2 separate regions of the Homo sapiens genome follow, and region 2 is linked to region 1. The links are chromatin loops, found by intact Hi-C in ENCODE. Cell type or tissue: IMR-90. All regions are shown on one strand.

Region 1 (2,500 bases):
AAAGATAATAATATTAATTATTATTATCATTATTATTTTGAGATGGAGTTTTGCTCTTGTTGCCCAAGCTGGAGTGCAGTGGCATGATCTCGGCTCTCTGCAACCTCCGCCTCCCAGGTTCAAGCGATTCTCCTGCCTCCTCCCAAGTAGCTGGGATTACAGGCGCATGCCACCACGCCCAGCTAAATTTTTTGTATTTTTAGTAGAGATGGGGTTTCACCATGTTGGCCAGGCTGGTCTCGAACTCCTGTCCTCAGGTGATCCACCCACTTCGGCCTCCCAAAGTGCTGGGATTACAGGCCTGAGCCACTGCACCCAGCCAAGATAATTATTTAAAAGCGACTCTTTTGTTGTTGTTGCAGAACAAAGCAATCCAACAATAATTTGTGTGCGTGTGCTTCAAAGAACTAGTTACGGTATGATGATGACTCATCCCATTGATGGAAGATGTAATTTTTCTTATTGATTGAAGTGAGGCATTAATAAGAAAAATGGCTGAGAAGCTCTTGTCTGTATATTTAAGGTAGTGCTTTTCTCTAGCATGGTGCTAGACCACCTGCATCAGAACCCTGTGGGGAGCTTGTTAAATGAGACACAGCTTGGGCCTACTGAATCAAAGTCTCTTGGGCTAGGCCCAGGAATCTGCATTTTAACAAGTGCCTAGGCGACTCATGTAACTATATACTAAAGTTCCACCACATCTGGCTTAAGGTTCTTCCAGTTCTGATACTCTAGGATCTTTGAGTCCTTAGTGTGTTGCTTCGTTCTCTGAGCCTCATGTTTGCTGTAGAGTACGTGTTACCAACATAATCTAATGCCACTTTACACTGACTGATATAATGCTCTAGAGTTCATAAAGTCCTTTTAGTTAGGGGTAGGTTGTCACCTAGAAACATAATAGCTGATTAGTACTGGAAGTATACAGAGGTTCCTTCAGGATGGCTCAGCTCTCTCGTGGGCAGCCTTCCCATGCCAGCAGCCAAGCCCCAGCAGATGGCAGCAATGAACCAAATGAGCCCTGGGTTCCCCCGAGGCTTGCCTACCTCCCACACCTTATACAGTTGGCTTCACTAGCAGACCCGTGTGAATGAGTAAGCATAAAGGCTTGAGATATCTAGGTAATATAAAATGCAAGTCTGCCACCTGCTATTTCAAATTACATTTAAAAAACAGGACACTGTTCATAAACTACTTTCTAATTGAACAGGATTCATAAATGGAAAATGATTGGTTAGGCACAAATGATTCTCTGTTTAGGTGCCAAGAATGACATCTTTGTAAAATTCCAAAGAATGGTTTATTATGAGACTGGCTAAGACGATGTTGCACAAACAACCATACAATTGTGGATGCACTGCAATGGGTCAAAAATGAAAAGAACAATTGCCAGGAGCATTTTAGTAGCTCCATAGAAAAGAAGCTCTCCTGACTTCAAGTCTAGTGTGCCCATTTATAATCTAGGCCCAGAAAATGAAAATCCTAAAAAGGGTTAAACAAAAAATATTAATAAAGTCTGAAGTGTACAAATTCAGTTGTTTTCATGTCCACCCTCATTTTGGCAATCTAGTAGAACATATGGAATTCTTTTTATAAACGAAGGTGTCATTCTTTTTTCCTTGTAACAATAAGAATGGAATGAGATGACCATAGTCAGTCAATTTCTCAAGCAACAAAATGCAATCAGGGTCACAATGTACTGTGATCAGGGGGTAGGGGACACAAACTTCCTGATTTTTAGGATGTTCTAAACTGCAACCTAAGACCATTTTACTCTAATCAAATAAATTAGCTTGGCAGGGAAGTAGGTATAAAACATTAGCAGAGAAAGTAGTAGTGACGATAGGGAAAAACAAGGTCTCTGAAGGGAAAATCTCTAAAGGGAAGACATGGACAGAGAACAGAAAGAGCACATGTCCTTCCTCTGTCTAAAATATTCTAATGACTTCCCCGTTTGGGCTACACATTAAATTCCAAACGCCTTTGTAGGCATCCACTCAGGTCTGCCTTCTCCCTTTAGCCTCATCTTCCAACACTCCCCCTCACGCATGCTTCCCATTTCTGCATCTGCGTGCTTCTGGGTTTTTCCCATATGTTGTTTCCCTTCCTTGTAACGTTTATCTCCTTTCCTCAAATCTGGACCCCTCATTCTTTAAGACTAGGCTCAAATGTTACTTTCTCAGAGAAACTTTCTCTAACAGCCTTACCTTAGATTTACATTTCACACCGCACAACCTTCGATGGTAGCTCTTATTATATTATAATCCTTTATTTATATGCCTTGCTCTCCTCTTAAATCACATGCTCCTTTTTTGGGGGGGGCGGGGGGACGGTGGGAACAGAGTTTCACTCTCGTTGCCCAGGCTGGAGTGCAATGGCATGATCTTGGCTCACTGCAACTTTTGCCTACTGGGTTCAAGTGATTCGCCTGCCTCAGCCTCCCGAGTAGCTGGGATTACAGGCATGTGACACCACGCCTGGCTAATTTTGTATTTTTAGGAGA
Region 2 (2,500 bases), 74 kb after region 1:
CAGCCACGCCCAGCTAATTTTTCTATCTTTTTGTAGAGATAGGATATCACCATGTTGCCCAGGTTGGTCTCAAACTCCTGGGCTTGAATGGTCCACCTACCTCAGCCTCCCAAAGTGCTGGGATTACAGGCATGTGCCACCATGCCTGGCCCAGTTACAGTATTTCGGATACATATTTATTATGGAAAAATTACAGCCCTGGAAAATAAAATATTACAAAGATCTTATACATGTCTTTAAAGAATCAAAATTTATAAAGACAACTAGAAAATGTAGTTTAAAAACTTTGATTCCAGGATGTATTAACAAAGTAGCTTAAAATACCTCAAATAAACAGCCCAGATACTGAAATTTCTTTAGTGCCAAAGAAACTCTTACTTGCTTTTAAAACCAAACAGCTTTTGAAGCAAACACTCAACAATAACCACAGTTTTAATGCAGTCAATAGGCGATATAACACACGTATCTCAATCCCCAAAGGGAAATATCAGGTATCATTCTGGAGTTACAAAACACCAACCTTTTTAATCGCATGTAGTTTTCACTGGCAGCTGGTCGGCATTCAGCTCTTTGTACCACTATTCCTTCCAATGACAGCTTATCTTGAATGGAAAAAAAAAAGGATTCAGAGATAATACTTATCATTTTCAAGACTGTATTTTGACACACTAAACACAGTAATATGACAATCAAATATAATTAATATCAAAAATCAAGAAAAAATAGTTAAGTTTCAGGAATCTCACTGGTCAGAACAGAGAGAAGCCTTATTCTTGGCTTAGTAACAAACTGGGCTCCTGTCAGATTTGTTTATTAGGCTGCTGTGGCCCTTTGCCAGGAACAGCTTTTATACACTCTGCTCCTTCTAAATAAGGTAGCTTAAAAGGGCATAAAATCAAATTAAAGAGTATAAAGGCTATCGTCTTTGACAAAGAAGTAACTTCTGAAAACACAGCTAGTCTAAACCACTAAATCAAAGACCGTGTGTGTGTGTGTGTGTGTGTGTGTGTGTGTGTGTGTTTGTGTATGTGAATAAAATTCTCAAGTACCTTGTGACTAAAACAGCCAGCCCAGAAAATACTGTGACACTGGGCAGGTCTACTGTCTGGGTTATATTGTGTACCAGTTCAGCCTGCCAGCTGCTCTGACTTCTGTTTTCCTGCAGAATTCTAAATCTGGGCATGTCAAAACAGAATCTTTAACTGCTATGAATATTTGTCCAAACAGAAAGGCAATTTCCCCTATCCTTAGTAATTCTTATAGTGACTCTGACATAAAACCTAGGAGAATCAGAAAAAGGAAACAAAGGCTAGCATCTATTGTGTGCCTACTGGCCACCAAGCATTGTGGTGTGGTCACTTGACAGACCTTACCTTATTGTATAATACACATATAAATGTCTCATAATGGTACCAGCTTTATACCCTGGAAATGTATGACTGTGGTTAGAAACAGTCATATTTCCACAAGAATTCACCTGGGTTTTAAGAAAAGACTCAGGAAATTCCCTGGCTCATGAGTAGTGCATTTATGATTCATCTTTTCAGAGAGAATTACTTCATTCCACTAACATTAGCAAAATGTCTGCTATGCAAAAGGCCCCATCTAGGCATTGTGGAATCAAGATGATTAAGACACAGTACTGTTTTCAAGAAGCATACAGTTCACTGGGGGAGACAGATAAATTGATCAAAATGCAGAAAGTGTATAGAACCATGCCTACATATTTATACTAAAAAATCTTTTTTTAGTGATCTTTGGATGTCTCCAAAATCTAGGAGACTCTGTACGAACTAATTACAAGCACACCGTATATAATCAATGTATCCAGGGTCCCTTAATGCAACATATGCAACAAATCTCAAGAAGATGCAGAAAAAGCAATGATGAGAAGCATGACTACCTTATACCAAAATATGGCAGGAAGAAAATATTTTAAAAGCCGTTATTATTTTATAATAAAGTTTAAATTCTAAAAATAATTTCCTCTCATTAAAGTCTTTAATAAAATTAAAATTTGAATTTTCTTAAAGCAAAAAGCTTATATTCAAGTTTGGCTCTTGCTGAAGCTGAAAGTTCTATCAAGAAAAATTCTTTAGTCGTCACAACAATAGCAAGATTTGGGAAAATCTGATATATCAAATGTCTTAAATGCATAAGGAAAGTCCAATAAAGGAAGACAATTAATCCTTTAAAAAAATAAATCTAGGTCGGCCACGGTGGCTCACAGCTATAATCCCAGCACTTTGGGAGGCCGAGGCAGGCAGATCATGAGGTCAGGAGATCGAGACCATGCTGGCCAACATGGTGAAACCCTGTCTCTACTAAAATATAAAAAATTAGCCAGGCATGGTGGCACACACCTGTGGTCCCAGCTACTCAGGAGGCTGAGGCAAGGGAATCGCTTGAACCCAGGAGGCAAAGGTTGCAGTGAGCCAAGATAGTGCCACTGCACTCCAGCCTGGCAACAGAGCAAGACTCCGTCTCAAAAAACTAAATA

Evidence for each region. Peaks named below come from ENCODE experiments on the same cell type or tissue, not always from the same donor. Only the 100,000 strongest peaks of a DNase experiment are listed, where the experiment ranks them.
Region 2: it touches region 1 in a loop (2.1-fold over the local background); 26 of 110 quality-filtered maps call a loop at or near these places.

The regions. Positions count from the first base shown.
Region 1 is chr13:45,279,738-45,282,237 of GRCh38, reverse strand. All of the region lies in intron 7 of GTF2F2 (general transcription factor IIF subunit 2), which reads right to left. Among named protein-coding and RNA genes, the nearest start is that of SNORA31B, 55 kb to the left of the region's middle. In IMR-90, a CTCF peak has its summit at 994 (motif pointing right); a DNase peak (open chromatin) is centred at 1,037.
Region 2 is chr13:45,205,526-45,208,025 of GRCh38, reverse strand. GTF2F2 (general transcription factor IIF subunit 2) reads right to left here. Exons shown (of 8, transcript NM_004128.3): 5 at 521-602. Among named protein-coding and RNA genes, the nearest start is that of KCTD4, 5.7 kb to the right of the region's middle. In IMR-90, no CTCF peak of the experiment used is centred here; DNase peaks (open chromatin) are centred at 835 and 1,545; H3K27ac peaks cover 1,577 bases.